3 separate regions of the Mus musculus genome follow, and all the other regions are linked to region 1. Evidence: chromatin loops called from intact Hi-C (ENCODE). Cell type or tissue: left cerebral cortex. All regions are shown on one strand.

What was found. A loop is a pair of places that touch in the nucleus more often than their neighbours do. Peaks named below come from ENCODE experiments on the same cell type or tissue, not always from the same donor. Only the 100,000 strongest peaks of a DNase experiment are listed, where the experiment ranks them.
Region 2: it touches region 1 in a loop (4-fold over the local background); 7 of 42 quality-filtered maps call a loop at or near these places.
Region 3: it touches region 1 in a loop (4-fold over the local background); 5 of 42 quality-filtered maps call a loop at or near these places.

The regions. Positions count from the first base shown.
Region 1 is chr5:37,158,998-37,166,997 of GRCm38, reverse strand. Gm1043 (predicted gene 1043) reads right to left here. Exons shown (of 14, transcript NM_001370827.1): 3 at 7,114-7,252; 4 at 3,513-4,058. Among named protein-coding and RNA genes, the nearest start is that of Gm1043, 9.9 kb to the right of the region's middle. In left cerebral cortex, a CTCF peak has its summit at 3,658; a DNase peak (open chromatin) is centred at 3,674; H3K4me3 peaks cover 809 bases; H3K27ac peaks cover 512 bases.
Region 2 is chr5:37,285,581-37,293,580 of GRCm38, reverse strand. It overlaps Crmp1 (collapsin response mediator protein 1), which reads right to left. Exons shown (of 14, transcript NM_001136058.2): 12 at 7,034-7,213; 13 at 4,611-4,776; 14 at 1,418-2,464. The coding sequence ends at 2,373. It also overlaps a transcript of Evc not described here. Among named protein-coding and RNA genes, the nearest start is that of Evc, 47 kb to the left of the region's middle. In left cerebral cortex, CTCF peaks have their summits at 2,402 (motif pointing right), 4,117 (motif pointing left) and 5,037 (motif pointing right); DNase peaks (open chromatin) are centred at 2,362, 4,130, 4,613 and 5,038; H3K27ac peaks cover 210 bases.
Region 3 is chr5:37,238,742-37,246,741 of GRCm38, reverse strand. Crmp1 (collapsin response mediator protein 1) reads right to left here and starts at 4,684. Exons shown (of 14, transcript NM_001136058.2): 1 at 4,217-4,684. The coding sequence starts at 4,597. In left cerebral cortex, CTCF peaks have their summits at 973 and 7,788; DNase peaks (open chromatin) are centred at 4,096, 4,825, 6,176, 7,899 and 9 more places; H3K4me3 peaks cover 5,357 bases; H3K27ac peaks cover 3,708 bases.

The DNA of each region.
Region 1 (8,000 bases):
GTAACTAACAGCACAGCTCCCAGAGTCCATGAGCAGAGAGCTATCTTGAAGCAGGTAACGGGTGTGTATGTGGTGGGGGGGGGGGTGCGGGGGGGGGGGTAATTCCCCTTCAGACCTGGCTTCCTTCATGTGCTGTAGCATGTGACTCTCCCTCCCTTTCTCAGGTCCCTCTTCTGTAATGACTAGTAACTAATAAGGACTAATAACTCTATCACCTTGTCAGCTGGCTACAGTGAAGACAGCAGTGTCTGGTAAACGGCAGCTCTGTGAAGACTGCCTGCTGCACACATGCCCAAGGATACTCACTCCGAACCTCTTGTCTCCCAATCTCTGTTCCTCAAAGAAGTACAGTCACATGAAGACACTCCCTATGACCGGAGCAAATGGCTTCCTGCGCTCATTTCCTTACTGAGTGGCTCGTTCACTGAGCTTCACAGTCCATGGGGTTCAGTCCCATCTCACCATAAGAAGGCCAAGACACTGAAGTTCAGCAGCCAGCCTAAGGCTATCCTGGCCAGTCTGGATCACTACTGTCCCTGAAGTGTGATCCCCTACAGTCACCTATAGGAGTACCTCCTCTCTCTTCAGCACAGGATTCTCCCCACTACTGAACACTGTTTCAAATATACCATGGGTTCCTAAGGGCAGCCTGTTTTTTAAAATCTGCATCAAACAGCATGGGGACCACTGTTTGTGGACAACTTAGAGAACCTACAAGAGACATCTTTCAGCTTTGACAGTTGAAGCCCTATTTAAGATGCAGCTCCCCAGAGCACAGGGCCATCTGAAGAGAGGGCATGTAACACTGAGGTCATGGATGCTTGTGGCCAATGATGGCTTTCCAGCTAAGGGCACAGATCTTACAGGATTCAGCCACTGATAAGCCCACAGCCCCAAAGAGCTACTGACTCTGGCCCCAGATTCAGAGTGTAGGACCAAAGACGGGGACATGACTCCCTTCTGGTTGCGATGCTACCTTTGTGTCTGTAGCCAAATCACTCCCACTCCCTGGGCAGTTCCTCCGACAGCTTGATTGGAACAACCCTTGATGCAGAAGGGGTTAAAGGGGAGAACAGGAAATGGACAAATAACAGCAAGACCCTGCCAGGCATCTAGGAACCTGCTCTTCTTCTCAGAGACGTGCTTTGAGGGAACAGTGAGTCCAGAACTCAGGGTAATGGCAGGATGGGAGAATGAAGCCTCAGGCCAATTGTCTAAATGAGAGCGCATTTATGGCAATCCCAGAAAAGATTCTAAAGGACAAGTTCCGTGTATGCATCGTTTATTTTCAGAATTACAAGGAGATGATGGTGAGTGTACACTTTGTTCTCCTCTTGGATGAACAAGAAGCACACAGCGGGGACAGGTGGGAGACAAAGCAATGCAAAGGCACCACAGAACACCAACACGCTGGTAAGCTCGCCCAGGCAAGAGAAACGCCGCCGTTATCTGGAAAACTTGAGCACTCCATGTTCCAATCAAAAACTACATTTCAATTTTTAAATAAGCAAACCCAGCTGGCTTGTATTGTCCATCTGGTGTTGTTGTGGTTCTGTTTGAGACAGAGTCGGAACCCACCCAGGTTGACCTCAAACTTGCGATGTAGCCTGAAGTCCTGATCCTCTTGCCTCCGAAATATCCCCTCTTCTCTAAAGGAACTGAGTTCACTCTGGCTTGATGGGCACAGGGCTAATGCAGCTGGAGCCACCCACCCTGATGTCACGTCTTATATGGACCAACCTCCAGGTCTATCTCTCAACAGCTACATGGCAACAGGTAAGATACTACCAGAGACTTCACTTCCTCTCTGTGGAGCAAGGATGCTGAAAGCAGCTGTCCCTGTCTCCACAGCTTTGAAAGGGAGCTTTGAACACATCTGGCACGTGGCAGGAAGACATTACGTGAGGATGTTTACTCTGCTGTCAAGTAAAGAGGAAATAGATGCCCAGCCATCCCTCCCCAGCTTATGAGACATACCCAAGTTTAAAGAGATAGAATGAGGAGAACAGACAAAGCTCAAACCTTTGTAGTCCCTGGACCCCCCCTCCCGTGTGCTGCTGCTGGGAATGGAGGCTGCAAAGCCCAGTGGATGCTGGACCTGCCTGGGAAGTTCACAGCCCAGATGGAGAGGGAAGACTGGGGGGGGGGGTGTAAGTTCCCTGGGGGTGGGGCTGGACCAGAGGGGACCTATAGTCAGTGTCAAATAGATGGATGAACAGGGGGAGGGGGGAGAGGGAGAGGGAGAAGGACTGTGAAGGGTATGAGAAGCAACTGGCTGGCTGGCTGGCAACCAGCTGGGTGAGTGGACAGATGGGGAAGATACAGGTGAATGGGGGCACAAGGAAACACAGGTGACAGTGGACAGATGGCTGCCTCCACCCAAATGTTTGCTCTGCCCCCCTAATTCATGTGTTGGAATCTAATCACCAAGGCAATAATGTCAGCAGGTGATTAAGTAGGAAAGGACCCCCTACTGGGTAGTACCATCGCTCCCATTAAAGAGGCGCATGCCCCTTCCCCCTGTGAGGACTCAGCAGCCATAAGGCACCATCTACAAACCAGGTCTCAGACACTGAGTCTGGGGGTGCCCTGACCTTGAACTGGATGTGAAAGGCTAGACTAGTGTTGGAGTGGGGGTGCCCTGATTATTTCTCAGTGTGATAAAATACCTGGCCAAAGCAACTTAAAGGATGAAGGGTTTATTGTGCCTCTTCATGCAGAGACCACAGTGATGGCGAGGAAGGCACGGGGCTGAGAGCAGCTTGGGAAAGAGCTTGGCTTCTGCTTCCTCTCAGCTGGAAGGGCTTAGGAAGTGCCAGCACCTCAAGTCACCCCAGCAACCCACCGCTTCCACCCAGGCCCCTTCCTAGCAGGCGTGTCTAACCTTTTACAACATTAGGACTCTGAGGTCTTCACTACCAAGTTCACACTCACACTCAAGAAGTTCATGACTGGTTTTGTTTTGTTTTGTTTTGTTTCGTCTCATAGCGTTTTAAGTCTTGGGTTTTGTATTGGTCCACATGCATAGCTATCCCAGAGAGAATGCATCCCAAGGGCTTCAGATTGGACACACCTGTCACACCTAAGGGTTTCACAGCCTCCCCAAATAGAACCAGCAGCTCCGACCAAGGGCTCAAGCCTGGGGAAAGGGGGACGGGGGAGGCGCACAGCGGGCATTCCACTTTCAAACCTTTAACAGTGGGTGAGGAGAGTAACACCAAGGTTGGCGGTGGGGTACAGTAGAAATGGACATGGGGGTCTGCAAGTGCATGGACAAGTGGGTAGACATCGAATGGCTGGCCATTTGGGTAGTGAAGCCAATGTGTTGAAGGGCAACGGCGACCTCGTGTGTATGAATGGTGGAGCCAGGAAGACTGAGTTGGCGAAGGACGGACCAGCCTCTGATTCAGCTAAGTGATGACCAGATGCTGGGGAAATGAATCAAGCAAGTGGCTGGGCAGAAGTCAGAGGAGGACAAGCGATCACTCCTGTCCTGGGTTCCGGCCACTTACCGGGCTACCGTGCCCCAGCTGGGCCCGCAGGCGCCGATTTTGATGGGCGAGCTCCTCCACCTGGCTGTGCAGGCCAATCTCCGACAACGTCAGCCCATACACGCAGCAGCGCAGTTCCTCCAGCTGCTCCCGCAGCTGCCGCTCGGTGGCGCTGTGCTCCCGCAGCCTGAGCACCGCTTTCACCCGCTCCCGCTCCGCGAGCTCCGCCCTGGCTCGCAGCGCGCTCAGCTCTTCCCCCTCGGGATCACCCAAGGGACCGGCTAGAAACTGCGGTCCGGAGCTCCCCATAATGGGCGACGAGTCCGCGGCCTGCAGCTGAGCCAGCAGGAGGCCCGCAGCGTGCCCCAGGCGCCGCACGTCGCGCTCCAGCCGCTGCACCTGCACCCGCAGAACGCGCTCCTGCTCCCGCACCAGGCCCAGCTGCTGCCGCTGCACCCGCCCGCAACGCTTCAGGGCCGCCGCCTGCCGTGCCAGCGCCTCGTCCTTGCGCCGCAGCCGCTCCTGCAGCCGCCGCTGCCGTCGGACCGCACTCTCTGCCTCCCGCACCTAGGAGTTGCGGTGATGGGCATGTCAGGGAGCCCCCCAGACACGCGCCTTGCTCGCCTTGATCTCTCTTCCTAACATTCCCTTATTTTGTGCATGGTGGGTATTTTTCATTATCATGTGGCGCTAGGACCAAAGATGGCTCAGAGGGTTAATGTCACTTGTCACCAACTTTGAAGACCCAAGTTGGGTCCCGGGTACCCACATGTGGTAGGAGAAAAACCTATACAAGTTGGACTCTAACCGCCACTGTGGCACATGTATGTGCACGCACAAAATAAATAAACAAAATTTTAAAGTTATGCTGATTACTGAGTTTGCTGACACTGCAGCCAAGAGTCACCTTCACCTCATCCTGTCATAGTCCCATATCTCCCTGAGTTCCCTAAGTCTGCGTGTGGAAGAGTGTTCAGTGGGTTGGAGGGGCAGTACCCTGCAGAGGGTCTCTGGAGTTGTTTCATCTCAACAGTCCTGACACACCGATTTCCAAACACCACAGAACTTTCCAGAGCTTCCCAGGTCAGTGAAGTGAGCTGAGCAGGGGCCAGTAAGCCTCAGTAGCTAACTGTTCACAGCTATGAATACCTTGTCCCCACCCCACCCCATCACCCCCACACACACACCCCATCACCTCCAACCCCCACCCCGCTGAAATAGAGCTGTCATTAGCCCCACCACACATTCAGAAGCTATCTATATAATGGGACAGCTAAAATTCTTGCAGCCAGCTCTGGAGCCTTGTGTCTGCCTCAAGGGCTTTTTATCTGTCCCTTTGGCCATCTTGCTGAGCAGGGAACACTTCTCCATATTCAGACACCCAGCCTTCTCCCTACCACAGACAGTGAGTTGGACTGACATACAAACACTGCCTCTGTGGGAAGCTTTCTCTCACCAGCTAGCTGCTTTCCTCTGCTGCCAGAGAGCCTGCAGGTAAAAGAGGCATTTGCCAAAGGAGAAAGGACGTGCAAGACCAGCCCAGGCTGGCTTTGTGGGGTAGTTTATTGACTGGGTGTGGGGAGGGAATAAAAACTGGAGTTGAGTTTTTTGAATCTTCCTGGCTTTATAATGATGTGGATTCTGTCCTGGGTGCCTGTATAATTCTGGGAACCTGGGGATCCACGGCATGGGTGGGTGGGCCCTCGACACCTCTCAGGATGACCAGAGCTTGCTGCGGAAATGAGGCCTCTTTGCTCCCTGGGAGTAGGACCAGAGCAAAGCTGGCACCTGTGACAGATCACACACATTTTCTTTAAATGCCCAAAGCCTGTTCAGATGCCCCTGCGATACTAACTCCTACATCGCAAACTCTCCAACAAAAATATAAAGGCTAGAAGTTAAGGTTGGGGAATGGGCTGCAGCTGGACCACCTCTGACCCTGACCAAACCACTGAGTCTGTACATAGGCTTCTTGACAGGTCTGTGTGAGTACATTCTTGCTGCTCTCTGGCTCGTGCTCAGCTTGCTTTCTTAGACAGCTCAGGATCTGCCCAGGGATGGCACTGCCCACGCTGGGCTGGACCCTCCACACCCATCATCACAGACCGTTCCTCACAGACATGTAATGACAATGGAGAAGCATGTGAAAAGGACTGATAGCTCCCTGGGCTCCCCAACACCCCCTCCTCCCACTAATGCAATTAGTGGCTTGCATGTCACCCTCACCGTTCATCTGCCACCACACTACAAGCATCTCCACTGCAGGACTGTCCCTGACTTCCCTGGGAATCCCAGATGTACAGAGAGCAAGGCTCGAAACACCCTTACAATGTCTCCTCAGAGGAACCACATGTCCCAGTGCAGAGACACAGCCTGTACCCTGCTTCTCTGAAGACTCCCCTAGGGTTGAGAGGCTAAGACCACGTGAGCCAAGGGTTCAGTTTAACTTGAGTCTGCCTCCAGTAGTCAGGGGAAAGGTGAGAGTGACTCCAGGCTGGCCCACTGGTACCCAAGGGCTAAGTTGAGCTGAGCTGGACTTTCCACTTTACATTTTTGTCTCAGTGAATACCATGTCATGTACCCTAGTTGTCCCATAGTTGCCCACTGTCAGACACACACACACACACACACACACACACACACACAAAGACACAGCTGAACAAAACCCGAGAAACAACACCCCCTTTAGTGGGTGCCTTGCCTGTTCAAGTTGAGTTCACATCCCATGAATGGTCTGCACCCTGCAATCTTAAGACCCCACTAAGCTGTGCCCCTGAAGCCTGGAAGCTGGGTGCCCAGGCATCATTGGGTACCTACTGCAGAGGTGTGGGTCCATCTGCTATATATTCCTTCTGCAATATGGCCTGCATCACCTGTCCCCTGAAAAGTGTCTTACGATAGATAAGAATGGCCAGTGCAGATGACATTAAAAGATGCCCCCTTCTTTGAGTGTTCTATGTGCATGGACCCATTTAGCTCATATAACCACCTGAGAGGTGGGTAGCATATTCCCATTTTACATATGAGGAAGCAGGCCCAGGGAGGTTGTGTCACTTGTCCAATGTCACACAGACAATTCAGCAGGATAACTAGGGTTTGCCTCCGCCCTGAACCACTCACTTCTTCTTGGTGGGGCTGTTTCTTATGCTCTGCCTCCCTACTCCCCAAAGCTTTAGCTGCCTTCCTTGTTTCTGCAATGGCCCCTCTGGAGTTCCCGCTGTACCTGCCAGCCTTTCCCTCCCTACATATACAGCTTTTCCTGGCTCTCCACAGCAGAGTGTTGGTCTGCCTCATTCCCACCCTTCAAATACCTTTCCCAGAAGGTCTGGGAAGTTTTATCCCCAGTTCCCTGAGTGTCTTTCTCCTGCCACACCCACAGCATACCCAAGTCCCTCCTCCACCCAAGAACGGGTTCTTATCTTCCCCCTGTCCCCACCTGCACACAGCAATTTGAAGAGAGAAACCTGCACTGCCCACTTCCTGACCTCAAGGACCCAGGCATGAGAAAGATACCAACACCCAAGCTTCCCCGGGAGGCCTAGGAGGCAGGCAGGGAGAGGTCAGACAGAGAAACTGAGGCCCAGGCTGATCACACGACCAGGCACTGGGAAGGGATACGAACCTGGCTGACCAGTGTCCCCTTCAGTGCCTGCAGCTGCTCCTGGACGCGGATTGTGGCACTTCTTTCCTCGGCCACACAGGCACTCAGCTGTTCCACCTTCAAGAGAAGCCTCCTTTCTGACAGCTCCAGCTCCTGGACCCTGCGGGAAGAGAAGCAGGAGACACTCAGGATAGAAAGTAAAGACTGAGTGTCCAAGCCACCATGTAAACCCCACCACCACCACTCCTGTTCAGCCGCCCGTCTAAGGGTTTCATTGTCAACCGCCCACATACTTCATCAGCTAGGACTTAAGCTACGTAGCCCAGACTGGTCTCAAAGTCATGGTGATTCACTTCCCGCTTTCCTGCCACTGGATGGCCAGGTTGAGCCACCAACCCAGTCATATCTATCTCATTAGAGAGTCTCTGTCCTACCTCAAAGGGCTGGGAAGATAGCTTAGTGGGAAGATAGCTTAGCTGGGAAGAGCGTTTGTTCAGTGAACATGAGGACCTTAGTTCAAATCCCCCAGCACCCACATAAAAGCCATCCCTGTAACAGAGACAGACAGACCTTAGGACTTTATTGCTCATCCTGCCTAGGCAAGATGTGAGCTTCCAGGCAATTAGGTGGAGAGTTATGGAGGAAGACACGCTCATGTCCTGTCTGGGCCTCTCCATGGATGCAGATGGATGTTGCATGGATAACCATACTACATACGTGTGTATACACACACACACACACACACACACACACACACACCAGCATCACTTACCACAAAATTCAATCCTATGTGTTTCTCAGCCCTACATGATGAGCGAGAGACACTGAGGGGAGGCCGACCAGCCAGGAGCTTCTATTTTTCTTTTCTTTTCTTTTCTTTTCTTTTCTTTTCTTTTCTTTTCTTTTCT
Region 2 (8,000 bases), 130 kb before region 1:
CAAAACAAAGTTCAACAATGTCAAAATTTCAGTGCCTGGTGTCTGGGACGCACTCACAATTCTGTGGATTCAAAAGGCCTGGACAGCCCCACTTCTCTGGCAATACCAACTACAACATGCATGGCTTGCCTCCTAGGCTCAGGCTGGCTCCACCCCATACACGCTGCTGTCCGTGGTGGCTGTCCTGTGGCACTGACACCCCTGACATGCCGGGATCTTCTTTGTATCTGGATTGTGCCTTTACCAGTAGCCTCTTCTGCGCTCTCTTCAGAGACTCTAACCTGGCCTCATGGTCCCAAGTCTCAACTTCTCCCCATGACCCCTTTAAGCCTTTAAAACCAGGATCTCAACAGGTGTGGTGGTGCACACCTTTAATCCCAGAACATATAAGAGGCAGGTGGGTCTCTGAGTTCAAGGTCAGCCTGGTCCACAGAGCAAGTTTCAGAACAGCCAAGGCTAAAAAGAGAAACCTTATCTCGAAAATAAGTTAATTAATTAATTAATCAACTAATTGATTAATATAAAGCCAGGACTTCTCCTGACTTCTAGAGAGTATGCAGGGGAAGACGACTCCGGAGAGTCAGGGTGACTAAGGAGAGGAGTGCCTGGTCTAAGAGAAGCCCTTGTCCAGTAGTACCTACTTCACCCCGGGATCATGATAGGAGACTACAGCTCCTCAGGAGTCAGAGGGTTGCCACAGGAGGGGATTCTTGGTTTCTAAGAAGCTGGTACACCATCACAAACACAGAAATATAATAGGAACAAAACCTCCCTCCCAATGTGGGGCTTGTGACACCCACAAGCTGATGTCTATGCAGCCAGGCACCTGCTGGGCCCCAAGCTGCCCAATAGACCTTGAGCCCTGCCTAACAGGGATTTTTTTTTTAAAGGTTGCTTATCACATCCCATCCCAAGTAGGCCCTGGGTACTCACAGAACCTTGCAATGCCTTTCTCTCATAGGGAACTGCTACTGTAAGTAAAGATCTTTCCCCTGAAACCAAGTTGGTCTGGCCCCATGTCCTTTCCTATAGGGTCTCTGTGGAACTGTAGAGAAAAATTACCACTCACTTTGCAAGGGTGCCCTTCACTTGGGGACACTCTTATTCTTTAACCCCGGGCTTACTTAGCTGGATAGTAGCATGGTTCCTTACAGAAATTACAGCCTTCTCCCAGCCCCTCCGCTCTAGAGCACGACATAGAGAGTCACTGCTCTGTATCATCCTTAGTGACCCAGTTCCTAAGCACACCCATCTGTGAGCTGTGTCTGTCCATCAACGCATAACCCAAAAGCCTGCCTATTGATCCAGGGTCTTGACCCATTTCCCCAAGACGTGTACTCACTCTTCTCTCCCATCTCTCACCCCCAGGGTCCCCAGTACTCGGTCATCGCAGAGTCAGAATGAGGACCAGGCAGTTGATAAACCCAAGTGAAAACACCCACTCAGATCAACGGGCAATTTAATTTCTTTATTTTTTTTCACAAGCTTTGAATTCAGAAATAAGAGCCACCAACAAGTCAGTTATTAAGTAAAAATGGAAGTGAATACAAAGGAAAACTGTACAAAACTTTAAAAATCTGACTGCCCTGCTCGAACTCCTCAGAGGGTCAGAGACTCAGGCAGCCTGGGCAGTCATTACCGCACCGTCCTCAAGGCCTGGGTGGGGTGTCAGGACACCCCTTTCTGGGTGTGAGCCTGGCTGGGCCCAAAGCCCAAGGCTGGCTGGAAGAACACACAGACCAGAAAGACACTATGGCCAGTTACAGGTGCCACAGGGACCGGGTTGTTGACACAGGACATGGGTGGTGGAGCTCTGTGACCTTCCCTGCCACTCTGCATCTTCACAGGTCTCAGTCAGGGTGGGGATGGGGACCACATCTTTCTAGTGAAGACTCATGGGAGCCTTCATTTTTAAGAGTTTGGAAATCTCCCCTTGGGGCTAAGGTCTTGGCATCGGGTCTATGTCGGTCCTCGACGATGTCCATCAGCCGCGCGCGCTCAGACTTGCATACGTAACTTACTAACATGCATCCTATCCTAGAACAGCTACAGGGCGCAAAAGAACCATCACTCAGAGGGTCATGGAGGAGTGGAGGGAACAGTATAGGACGATGCTAAACCTGGGGTCACTAGGAAGGGAAAACGGAGGCACCATGCTCTGAGGTGGAGTCGGTGTGAACACACACTGTGGGCGAGGGACTTCCAGGCAAACACACCACACTAGTACCACTTCTTCCTAAACAGAGAAGGAAAGAGCATCGCTCAATCTCCCCTCCGTCAGTACCAACTAAAACTGTGGGCTTCAAAAACACGGAAAAGGAATGGACGTTTTCCCATAATCCTTCACTCTTGCATATCTGGCTCATCTGAGGTCAACCGAGGCTGGTGATGTTGGAGCGGCCACCAGGGGGCGCCACAATGCGGTGGCCTGTACGCCTTGGATTGTTGTCATCTATCTGGGCACCTAAAAGAGACAGAAAGCCAACAGTGTATGGGATAAGACCTGTTCACATCACCTTGGCATGCTGAGGCTGACAATGCCCCTCACTCCAACCCACCTTCAAGGCCCTGTCCAGGTTCACTCTGGGAAGGGTCCCTGATCTGTAGACCTTCCTGACCTCGTCTGGGTACCTGCCAGTCCTGAGGCCCCTCTCCTATATCTCTGACTCTAGCATAGTTTGGCCTTGAGAGAGGAAAACACTTAGGGAGTTCCTACTGGTGCAGGCAGACGTGGTGCACTGGTGTGTACCAAGAACACACAAACTGATGATAGATATGTGTTTTACCCACAATTCAAAACTAAGGGTGCTGAGGTTCAGGCTGAATACCCTAAGGACACAGATACTAGGTTGGGAAGGCAGGACTCACACCCATACTGGCTTTCCCCTGAAGCCCACCCTCCTTTGCCCAGTGTCCCTTGCTCCAATGGCATTTGATAAATGTGTGCATGCACACTACACAAGTCTGTGCCTGCATGTGGACTGACTAACTGCCCTGCTGACCCTGACTTTACAGGGCCTGACTAGGAGGGCCACCAAGAGCCTGGCACAGAGTTCAGCTCTGGTTCTCCCAGCTGTCCCATTGTCAGCTATCTGTCTGTCTGTCTGTCTGTCTGTCTGTCTTCCTGGCCACTCAGGACTCAGCCTACACTTCATTCATTTTCCATCATGCGCCTTCATTCCATCTTCAGGTAACTATTACCGTGAAGATGCCTGCTAGCCTAACACACTGCACCTATGTGCCAGAGCAGTGCCCTGCCTTGGAAGTGGACGAGGGTGAACTTTATAGCAATGCAGGGGAATCAGCTATGCGGCTGGCAGCAGGATTGACATTTGGTAAATGTCCACGAAGCCCTGAGGGCAGCACTGTGAGCTTCAGAGGGGATAGAGGGCCCAGGCAGAGAGCGGGCCAAAAGCCCTAACACAGGCTTGTTATTACAGGGCTATCTTTGATCTAAAGATTATTATATCCACATCTAAGGATAGATCTACAGTATTCAGTTGTCTGATGGACTTAGAGAGCCAGTCTGCCAGCTCCTCCCAGCACAGAAGGCAGCCTTCTGCGCATACCAGACAAGATTCAAGAGCTGTGCTTGGAATCTTTTTGTGCAATAACATTGGCTACCTTTAATATCAGAATTGTACTCGGGTAGCTATTTCAAGAAAGGATAGTGAAAAGTGAGTTGTGTCCCAGGGTCCCCTGACCCAGGATCCACTGTATTCCCTGTGCAGAGTACTTCTCATCCTACAATTTAAGCTAAAACTACACCCTCTTTCTATCCTTCCACCCTCTCTGTTGCTAGCACATACTCTTTCTGGTATGACCCACTGACCTACTTTAGCCCACTGCCTGTTTTTATACAGCTCAAGAGCCCAGGTTCACATTTTAAGTGGCTCCTGTTTTTATTTTTATTTTTCCCCCCACAGGTTCCTGTTTTTAAAAGCCATTGAATCCAACAACCTGAACTCTAAACTGTGGAATTCAGCAAGTTCTTTGGCTCATCTGAAGCTGTCCAGATGTGCATCATTGATCATCAAATCCCTAGGACCCTACACTGGCTCTAACTGGAATTTCAATGACAGTACAGTGCTCCCAGTGTTGTGTCTGCCCTCGTGTGGCCATCTGGTGGAGTTGCAGGTACACGTCTTCAAGCTGGGACCTTATTCCTAAGCATTGTTGAGCCCTGAATCCTAAGACTGAATTTTGTGAAACTTCAAACAATACCAGGAACACACCACCACCATGTGGGGGTGACATAAAGTCCATATTGTGCTTCCTAAGCCAGGAGGGCGGGTGTGGTTGAGGGCCAGGCACAGAGCATGTACCCAGGAAATGACAGGGCTCCTGCCTCATACCTACCTCTGGGCTCCACGATTAGCTTCCTGGTATAAGAGTGGCAGTGTCCTCTCTCCCACCCCCATAATGCTTAAGCCCAGGGCTGACTTGTGCCAAGGTCAAGAATTAACATGCTGTGCTGCACCCTAGAAACACCCGCCTAGACTGTGTCTTGGGGGCATAGCAGAGGAGTGTGCCCATGCCTTCTGGCCTTCTCCACCTATGCCCACAGCCATGTGCCCCTTTCCACAGGAGCCTGGCTTCCATGAGACTACCTGATAAGCTGAAGTTGGACTGGTGGAGGTTCCGGATGGGTGGGGGTTGGTGTTTAGAAGGCGAGGATTTGGCAGAAGGAGCAGGAGCAGCATGTTTGGGTGTAGCTGGCACCTCGTACACAGGCCCATCGTACATGCCCCTGGAAACACTATGCAACCCGAAAACCTTAACAGAAGGAGAGAAGAGTCAGATGATCACTGTGTCTGTGCTTCTGTCCAGCCAACAACGCTCACTAAGCCACACTTGTGCCCACAGAGACATGTGCCCACACAGCACAGTGCAATATGGATGCACACACACACACACACCAGTCTCATCTTTACAGAGTACACAGGGAGATGAGGAACTGGGGGCAGGAGACTGGTTAAAGGAGGGAGGCTAAGACAGGGCACCAGAATCAAGGACTTCCCAATGGTGGCCACAAGAGGGCAGGCTGCCACCATCCAGAAGCAAGGAGGCTGTCTGCCATGACACTGAAAGAAGTCCAACAGCCCAGGACTGAGAGAGGGACCCATGGAGCCAGCTGGAGATCTCTACAGCCCAGACAGTCTCGAAAATGTCCTACGGAGATGACACTGGCTCCAGGCCTCAGAGAACAGCGTGTATCCAGGGAACTGTCCAAAGCCTTAAACGGACCAGTGATGTCAAGTGTTCTGACCCCAGTTCCAGATTCCTCCTCCTCCAAAACTGGCAGGCTGAGCTTTGTCCCAAGTCCCTGCTCCCTGACTACCAAGGCCTCCAGTGACTTGTGCCCCTGTCACCCTGCATGTCATGCCTCCCTTCAGTCACTACCCTTCCCTCGGCTCAGGGCAGCCAAAGGCAGGTTCTGTGCCCCACTCCCAGCCTGGCTCCTGTCCACTGCCCAGGCACTAGGGCAGGGAACCCCAGGTACAGTAACCGGACTCTCGAATGCAAACTGATGACTTAGCATGGGCCAGGTACTTTCTCCGTGACAGTTAACTGTTCACCACAGGACTCAGCCGCAGACCAGGTCTACAGCCCAGCCAAGGCTGTGAGGAGTGGGCATCCCAGCCATTTTGGTACCTGAGACCTCTGGCCCACAGAGCCTGTGATGTGTGTCTATCTGGTACTGCCCCTTGTAGCAGAGGCAGAGGGAGAACTGACCGGGGCAACTCTGTGGGGTCTGAGGCTTGGAGAAGGTGTCTGAGTTCGCTGTCTAATCAAGAAGTAGTGCTACCATTGATAAAGTACAAGAATGAAAACACACACAGGAGAATGCAGCCACTCAAGTACAAATTTACATATGCATGTGTGCACACCCAATATGCAAGACACACACACACATATATACATATGTATAATATGTATATATGTATAATATGTATATATGTGTGTGTATATACATATATATACATACGTATAAATACATATATATGCATATGTACAGTACATACAATGAATATGCACATGCATGCACAGTGTACTCAGTAGGCACACAACCACACATATGCATATACTGTACAATATACACAATGGATAAATGAACATATACATACATGTGTACACAGTGCAAAGTGGGCACACACATATGCATACATTTATAGTATACATAATAAACACATGTATACATAATATACAATGGATAAATGAATACACACAAATATGTATGCGCAGCACACATAGGTGCACACATATGCATACATGTATAATACAAGCAACAGACAAATGTTTACACATGCATGCATGCACATTACACACAATGAGTATGTACACATGTGCATGTGTGTGCAATACATGCAGTGGCACACCTGTGTAGTACACAACACAGATACACATGTGTACATGCACAAGAAATAAAGACACACAGACAACACACACACAGGTGGCCTTTCCAGCACAGCATCACTTAGATCATGTAGATAATGAGTTCATATGGTGACAGGAGGGTCACAGACAGGGGGTGGGGGATGGCCACAGTAAGAACTTCAGAGTTCCCTCTTCTGAGTCAGAGACAAGGACAAGAGCTTCCTGGGGCCTTCCAAGGCCACAGCTCAAGATTTTGGAAAAGAAGTAGATACGATGTGGCAGGAGGGGAGGAGGAGAGAGCTAGGCAGGTCAGCTGGGAGACAGCCCTCAGACTGTGGGCTGTAGATGGGTAACTGGGTAAGTCTTCTGAGGCCCTGAGCATCATGTGCTAATCTGAAAAATAAAGCTCATGACTCTGCAGTGGGCTATGTGAGGAACCTCCAAGATGTGCAAGGCAGAGCCCCAAGCAGCTCACGAGCACCTCTCACACATGGGTGCACCGGACACAGACTGCAAAGCCCCGCAACCTCCCTGGCCTTGTCTGGTCTCAGATGAACACATAGGGACACACAGCCACACCCATTGACCCTCCACAGGACAGAGCCCTGTTCCCAGAGAAGGGGACAGCAACTCAAGGGCCCTCCGTGCAGCTCACCTTGCTTCTGATCCTGACACGCTGGTAGAGATGCTCTGGGAATGGCTTCCGAGGGATGAAGCGGCCCATGCCCTTGCTGACACTGATGTTTCCATCCTCAAAGACAATCTTGCCCTGACTGATGACCACCAGGGGGGAGCCGTGGCACTCCATGCCCTCAAAGATGTTGTACTCCACAGTCTGTGAATGCAAAAAAGCCCAGAGTTACTTCTGTACCACAGCCAGGGTTTCCCCTACAGCTGCATGGCACGCATAGGATGATCTGTTGTATTTTCCAATGACTTTTTTTTCCTTCTCTCTGTGATAGTCTATCATACACAACAGACAATAAACAGTACTTGCTGGAACTGAATGTTAACACCTACCCCCAGGGCATCTTGAATGGAAGCTATGCTCCTCTGTAGACAATCACTGTGTACTTTCTGATTGTAACTTACGTTTCTGTGATGTTGTTATATTTTATGAGGGAGCGCTTCCTAACTAAAGTACACGGGCTTCCCTAAAACACTTGCAGTACACAGGCAAATCACGCCCCAAGGAATGAGCCCAGTCTGCACTGCCAGGTGGAAGTCGAGGAACGTTGCACACCTACAGTCTGAGCACAGGGCAAGATCATGCTGTTGCGGTCTCGTCTACTGAAAAGACAACAGGGCCTGCGAGGTGGCTCAGTGGGCAGCGTGCTTGCTGCCAAGCCTGACGACCTGAGTTCAATCTTTGAGACAAATGTGTGGATGAGAAGAACTCATTCCTTCACTGTGTCCCTGACCAGCACATCCCCTCCTCAAAGAAAAAGCAAGAGGATGGAGGGAGGGAGAGAGAGAGAGAGAGAGAGAGAGAGAGCAGAAGACCAGACTTTGGTTCCCAACACCCATACCAGGCAGCTCACAGCCCTATAACTACAGTTCCAGAGGGTCCAACTCCCTCTTCTGGCATCTGCAGGCTCTACTACATTAATCTCTCCACAGAT
Region 3 (8,000 bases), 80 kb before region 1:
AGATGTTCAGCGCATACTACCACCCCACCTTCGGGCTGCTCAGCCTCTGCGGTTAACCCTTAAGAAGCCGCAGCTTGCAGTATGGACCACCTGGCTATTCTTAGCTGCAGTGAGATATGGGAGCAGTGCATCCATCATGGCGCAGCTCCAACTCAGGCCTTCCACCCCATTAATAAGTGAGGAGTGCAGAGCCGCATCTTTTTCCTTCCTCTGAAGGCTGCAAGGTGCAAGGGAGGGATGCCTCAGGGGCCAGGTGCACTAGGCCGGGCACACCCTCCCCATCCTAGAGTGAGGCCGAGGGAGGGGGACTGAGGCCCCGCGCCCCTCCCTCTTTTGTTCAGCTCCGCATCCTCCGGGCCACGCCATCCTCCCGGCACACGCCACCCTCCCGGCACATCCTGAGGAGGGAGGGGGCTTCACGCCCGCAGAGAGAGGGACTGGATACTCCAGCCCCGCCCTGCCATGCGGGGCTCCCCCTCATTGTCCCCAGAGGGGGAGGGGGAGGCCTCGGCGAGACGGGCCCCGCCCCACTCGCGGCGACGCAGGAATCCTCCGGGGGCGTCCCTGCGGTACCCCCATGGGTCTGGACCCTGATGGCGACCACCCTCAAGCCACAAAGCACTGCGGCAGGGTGGGGGCGCTTACGGTGATGTGCGGGATGCTCTTCTTCCCCTGATGAGACATGGCCCCTCTGGAGCCCTCCGCCCGGCCGCTGGAACTAACGTCTGCCTGGCGCTCTACCCGGGTCTCTCCCGGCGGCGCTACTCGTGAGAGCGGCGACAAAGGCCAGGGAGGGATGAAAGAAAGGACAGAAGCTCGGCTCCCACCGCTGCCCACTCCCCGCTGCTCGGCCCGCCGCCGCTGCTCCGGCTGCCTGCACCGCCCGGCTTGGCAAGGAGGGCGGGAGGAGGAGGGAGAGGCAGGGCGAGAGGAGGGCGCTGAAGACAGACAGCTCCTCCCGGTGGCGGCAGCAGAACCGGATTCGCCCCTTTCGGCTCGAACCAGGAAGCGCTTCCCTTCCGATTCCCCTACTCCGCCCCCGACCCCCGCCCCGCGCCCTCGCTTAAGCCGGGGCCTCGCTCACGCCACTAGGAGAATATGCTTTTGAGTGGTGTTTTAAAAGCAAGAAACAAACAGCCTTTGGACACGGGGGCAAAAGCTGTGGGCAGCGCCACAGGTGTCTCTGATCTTTGTGTGTGTGACCTGTGCTTGGGAGGAAGTGGGAGCCAGGAGCCAGCACCCACCCAAATTGCTAGAAGCATCCTTGGCCCTCCAGGGCCGCACTCAAGGACCCTCTCTGGCCAGTCCTTCCATGGTCTCCGTTTTTCCACCCCCCTTTCCATATCCAAATCCAGATCTTCATTTATGCTATTCTCTTGAATAGCCCACCTCAATTAAGGATAACTCGTTTTCCCAGACCCATCCCCAGGGCCTTCACCTCTTTACCCGCTCCATTTCCATTCCCAGGCAGAAGCAAAGCAGCGGAAGGGGCTAGCCGCGAACCCATGGGCCATGGGCTCTAACCCTTCATCTGCTCTCTCCTCTCAGTGACCTGTCAATATGGCCTAGCAGTGAAGGCTTGGAAAGCTGGATCACAGGTACTAAAGTCTCTACAGCTCTGGGGACAGGGAAGAAACGTGGGAAGTTTCCTGACTATCGTTTGAAGTGTTCGAAGCCCGGGAGGTCCCGATGTGGCTCTGGGACAGGTGGGCAAGAAGCCAGGACAAAACTTCACCAAGTGGGAACAAAAGATGAACAACGGAGCCCCCCAGCTCAAAATATCAGGCAGCTGTCCCCAGGCAGGAGCAAGCCATTTCCCTGCCAATGAGCTCATTTCCTGCCTGCACAATCCCTCCACTGACCCTGTGGATAGACCCACTCCTCCACTTCCGGACTGCCAAGGGAGGTGAGGAACAGAAAAAACTCTGGACCCCGCTGGGGCCTTCCACCACATGGAGAAAACCAGTTACCTAGTCCACAGCAGGAGACCAAGAAGGGTTGTAGGCTGAAATAGAACAGCTTATATCCGGGAACACTGGCCTGTGATTTTTTTCCCCTTTTACAGATAGGAAACTGAAGCTTACAGAGATAAAATAGCATAAATTAGCTGCCATAGGGCAGCGTCACGAAGCGGGTTCTCTACTCATTAAGTCCTGCCTGTGCTCCAGCCCCTAAATTCTCCTTAATGACCGGAAGCTGCGGATGGCAGCAGCACACTTCTGTCTCCTGGATTCCTTTCCTCGCCAATAAATCATAGGTTCCGGTACCCGGGCATCCCCTGGGGTCAGCTAGGGGGTTCTGGGCAGGCAAGCTACAGAAAGGGGTTGGGCCACGTGCAAGTCAGAGGGAGGAGCCCTACTCGCTACTGGCCAAACAGATTGCTGCTCCCAAGCAGACTTTGCCGGTACAAAGCTTTACAGCCATCGGCCTCTGGCAACCACAAATGTTGCGCCTGCGCTGTTGGAACCCCTCCTCCCTCCCAAGAAAGAGCCTTATGGGCGGGGGAGGGGCCGGGCACTCTTTGCTGGAGTGGTTAAGGCTGACCCTATATCCCTAGACCTCTGCAACCCATGCCCTGAGATCTTCAGAAAGTAAATTACTCCATCCAGCGGGGCCGTGAATTCTTCTGCTCTAAGTCCCTACTATAGAGTGCTTTGGGAGGCCTCAGACACAGCCTTTTGTCAGGTCCCTAAGAAGCCAGGGAGAAAGGACAGAGGGGACCCGGGTGGGAAAAACACAGGAGCAGGTGAAGCAACTAGGGTCCAGAAACGCTAAGGAACATCTACCCGGTCGGCCATGGCGAAGCGGGAGACAAAGCTTGTGTGAATGACCCTGACCAGCGCCATGAAGCCAGAAGGACAGCTCCAGGCCAGTCACAAAGAGCACTCGCCTCCGTGGTATTCCCTTTGAGGGAAGCAGAGAACAGACTGCCACTCCCGGGTCTCAGATGAAGACATCTTAAAGAAGGTGAAACATCTCGACAGGTTCCAGGTGGCGTGGCTGGGTTTCTGAGACCTGAAGCCTTTGGTGGAGCTAGAGAGCCTGTTTCCCACGCGAGGTCGGACTACCAAGGAGGAGATAAAGGGATGGGGAACTGGACTCTGGCTAGTTCCCTGGTCCTCACCCCCGCCTCCAGCTCCCAGGCAGCAGATTCAGGACCATGGAGAGTTCCAGAGCAGGCGACAGAGCCGAAGCAAGAACACCGCCCTCAGACCAGCCCATTTTCTTCAAAACGCCTGTCCAGATTACAGTCCTGTTCAAACTCTTCCTCTGGGTTCACTTTCTCATAGTGTTAACGGAAAGGGCGAATTAATTAATTAAACCGAGAATGATGATAAAACTCCATAGCAAGCATTTATTGATCACTCTCGACCTGATTGAACTTAATTCTTGAAATGAGTCCACAGCTCTCTCTCCCCAGCCAGGGAACTTCTGGAGGGTGGGGCCAGGCTGCCGAGCCAGCCCAGCCCAGAGCTCAAGGGACAGCTTCCCAGAGCTGCTCCAACTTCTGTTTCCCAGACACGTGGCTCTGACCTCACCCACCCTGTCCAGGACTCTTCTGTCTGACCATCCGTATTCCCTGGTAAATTCCAACTTAGGGAAGAAAATCTCTAAAGCCCAAGCCCTGGTCATGTCTTTTCCTGAGGTCCCTCCTCACTTTCGGAAGTCGGGGAGTCCATACGCCTGGGTTCAAATCCCGGGTTCGCCTCCAATTTACACATCCAGGAGTGTCCTGGATGATTTCTTACTGCCCAGCATCTGAACCCTTAACCACATCGTCCCCCCAGGGAGGGGCGGGAGCAGCTGTATGAACAGAGTCATTCCGTGAACCTCTCCCAGAGCCAAGTGCAGCCTAAGCGTCCACGATCACTGGGTGAGCGGATAGATAGATGGAAGAAGACAGAGAATGCTCACCTTTTCACAGAACCCCAGAAGGTGAACGAGGCTTAAATTCACCTTACAGGTCCCTTAGCGGCAGCTGCAGCAACTTACTTCCCCTCTCAGAACCTGGCTTGGCTTTCTGAGGCTATGCTGGCCAACCCTGGCCTATCCTACAACCTCTCTGAACCTCTTGTAGGATGATGTGGGGGAGGGGCCGTAGCAGTCCCCCAGAACCTGGTGGCAGCGGGGCCCCCACACTCGCCCTCGCGCCACCCAAGCCCTGGGTCTCCAAGGGCCCCGCCCCCCACGTCCGGCCCACGTGCCCCGAGGGTACCTGGCCATTGTCCCGGCCGAGTGGCAGGTCGCGGGGCGCAGGACATCGGATGCGCAACGCTGGCGGTCTGTCATCGCGATCGCCTGGCGAACTGACAGCAGAGCCCGAGGGCTCGCTCACATCACTGGCCGTGTCTTCGCTGCCGCCGGGGCACGGCAGGCCCACGGCGTCGGGCCGGCCAGCGCTGCGTGGTGTGCGCGCGGAGCCGCGGCGGCCCACGCTGTAGGCGTCGAAGTCGATGGTCTTGTTCTCGTAGGCGCCCTCCACGGCGGCGAACATGCCGCCGTACTTCTGGCGCGGGGTCTGCGCCGCGCTGCCTGGCCGCGCCAGGTACACCGGCAGGTCGTCCTCCGTGTTCCACGCGCGCCGCCGCTCCGCCATCCCCGTCTCCGGCGGTCAGCTCTCGCCACCGCTGGCTCCGCGCTGAGCGCCTCGGTGCGGGCCCGCGGCGGCCCAAGCGCGACTGCGGTCGGGCAAAGAGGGAGGGAGGAAGGGCCGGGGCGTGGCCCGCGAGGGGCGTGGCCGGGGCGGGGCGGAGCCTACGGTGACCAAGACCAGCGCCACTGCCAGCTACAAAGGACCGTGGAGGCGGGGACAGCGGCCGGGGCGGGGAGGATGGTGACGTGCAGTAGCCGCAGCGCGGAGGGCGGGCGGCCGAGCCGCAGTGCCCTCCACGCACCCGGCTCTCCGCCTCTAGAAGGAGCGCAGGGCGCGGGCAGAGACGGGGTGGGGGCGGTGCGCGGGTGCACAACACACATACACACACGCACGTACACACGGTTAAGCTTCACCTCACAAACAAGAGTTGCACAGACATCAGCATGTCTGTACATGGTACATACACCCAAATCAGGTACCTCCGCGCTCCCTCCAGACAGCTAGCACACCATAGATACACACGCACACGCTCACACACGCTCGCGCGCGCACACCAGAGATTCCCTGTCAGGCAACCCCACGCACCACCAAAAATCATACAAAAATTAAATGATCTTAGATGCACAGTCAGAGGCATACACATCCAACTCCCCATTGGCTCACTCGACACTACTACACTGATTGCCTGATAGGATCTGGCACTAGTGTAGGTGCTGGGCACAGGACTAAGAGTAGAATGAAATCCCTGGTGTCAAGGGCCAGCTTCTAAAAGGTATGATAGAGAATGCAGCCTGCAGCACTCAGGAACAGAGGTTCCTATCCCATAGCAAGGAGGTCATGTTAGCATTACACTCCCAGACACTTGTCACTGAACCAATGACTCACACTCGTGCTGGATACACAGCCCAACAACATCTCAGGGTAAAGAATTTCCACACCACTACCAAAAGCAACCTCACAAAGGCTCCTTCACACACAGGCCTGTAGACTGCTGATAGGGAATTCGTGCACATCCCTACCAGACACGAGGGAAGGAAGAACTCTTGAACAGAACACTTAGGAAACAAATATGCAGGGATAGACACACAGGCAGTAGGCAATGACCCAGACGATAGCCTCCATCTATGGGCAGCTCCCACATCCTGAATACAGCCCACTCCAACTATGCCTGGAGCTTAATGTCTAGACTTGAGGGGCTTCTTTAACCAGGAAGAAGTATGGAGACTTGGGATCCCCTCATTTATTTATGACTTTCTAGCATAGGGGTTATGAGATTCCCTGGGGACCCAGGAATCTCAGCTGTGCTCTCTGGATGGAAGGCTCACAAGCTGCCAGCCCCCTAGGCAGACAAGTCCAAACTGGCAATCAGGATTGCTGGGGAACAGTAGGAAGCCGATTCAGCATCTGTCCCTTCAGTTAGCTTCCCCGGGCTAGGAGCTGTCCTTTCAGCACCCCACCAAAGGTCAGAGAAGTCTGTAGCCAACCTTGGAGAACTCCAGACAGACAGTAAACGTGACTGTTGAGACCTTAACCAGAGGACTCTGCCACATAGGAGGATCTGCGACATCAGCTGACACCTCACGCTCCCTCTGTGATTTAGCCAGTCTGCGCTGCAAGCAGGACGCTTCTGCTGTTGGGTTGAGGAAGCAGGAGAAGCAAACAGCTACCTCTCCATTCCATTTCATGTGGCTGCTCCTGTCTACCTGAGACCTCATGATTATCCAGTGTCAGTGGTCAGTTGGAAAGTTCCTTCCCTCCCCCCTTTATCTATACTTGCACACAGGGGCTAATGCTGAGCACACAGGAAAGTACAAAGTCCTTGTCCTCAGTGTCTATTCTAATTAAGTGCATGGTCTTCCACCCACCTCACCCATACCCTGGCTCTTCTATCCGCTTGTTCCTACATCCCATGAAGATTCAGTTCACCCAGGCATTCCTCTTGAAATAAGAAGAACTACACTGCAACCGTCCTCAATCTTTAATTGAAAACTCTGAAATACAATCCACAACATGTCCTGTGCTAGAAAAGCTGATGCTGAGGTCCACAGTGGGTTTATTCCAGAGCCTCACAAGGATTAATGGTGATTATATCCATATAGCATAGGTAGCTGGGTGTAGTCATGTACACCTTTATTCCTAGCACTCAGGAGACAAGCATATGTCTGTGAGTTTGAGGCCATCCTGGTCTGCATAATGAGCTTCAGGCCAATCAGAGTTACACAGTGAGACCCTGTATCAACAACAACAAAGATAACAGAGACTCCATATATCTGAGTTAGACAGGACTTTCAAAGCTCAAGCTTTCTACTCCATGCTACAGTCAACAATTTGGGGACACAGTCTCTCTCTAGACCTGCCAATAGTGATAGAAGCCTTATTGCTTTTTTAAAAATCCCAGGCCCAGAGAGATGACTTAGTAATTAAAAGCACCTGCTGCCTTGCAGAGGACCTGAATTCAGTTGTTAACACCCATGTACCATGGTTCACAACAATGTGTAACTCCAGACCCAGGAGATCTTACACCACCCTCTTCTGGCCTCTCCAGGTATCTGTGTACATATGCTCCCATGCATACGTTCTCACACTCACACACACACACACACACACACACACACACACAGCATACCATCACACAGGTGAATACATAAATAACAATGAAATAAATCTTTTAAAAGGAAGAAATGAAAGGCCTGGAGAGAGGAATTGGCCGTTAAGAAATCTTACTGCTCTTGCAGAGGAGCCAGGGCTCAGCTCCCAGCACCAACACAGAAACTTACGAATGACTCCGGTTCCAAAGGACATGACACCTTTTGGCCTCCATAGTCTCTCAAGTGCTTGTGATGCACAGAAACTCACAAAAACTCACACACATACAAAGGAAGGAAGGAAGGAAGGAAGGAAGGAAGGAAGGAAGGAAGGGAGGGAGGGAGGGAGGGAGGGAGGGAGGGAGGGAGGGAGGGAGGGAGGGAGGGAGGGAAAGGAGGGAGGGAGGGAGGGAGGGAGGGAGGGAGGGAAAGGAGGGAGGGAGGGAGGAAAGAAGGAAGGGAGACAGAAAGAGAGAGAGAGAGAAAGAAAGAAAGAAAGAAAGAAAGAAAGAAAGAAAGAAAGAAAGAAAGAAAGAAAGAAGAATTTTTAAAGAAAAAAAGCCCATTCCCTCATGAGAAAGAGCCAGCCAGTTTGTGAAGCCAGAGGGTGCAAAATGAGGAAGCACTATGTTTAGGCAGAAGCAAGAAAAATCACAGTTTCCACTTACCAAGTGTTTACCACCTGCCTGGGGCACTCTACCAAAAAGAATGCTTTGTACACCACCACCACCAACCCATACCCTCGCCTACAAAAGCTTGAAAGTACTATTTTAGTCTCATTTTCCAAATTAGGAAAATGTGGCTAAGAGAGATTAAATCCT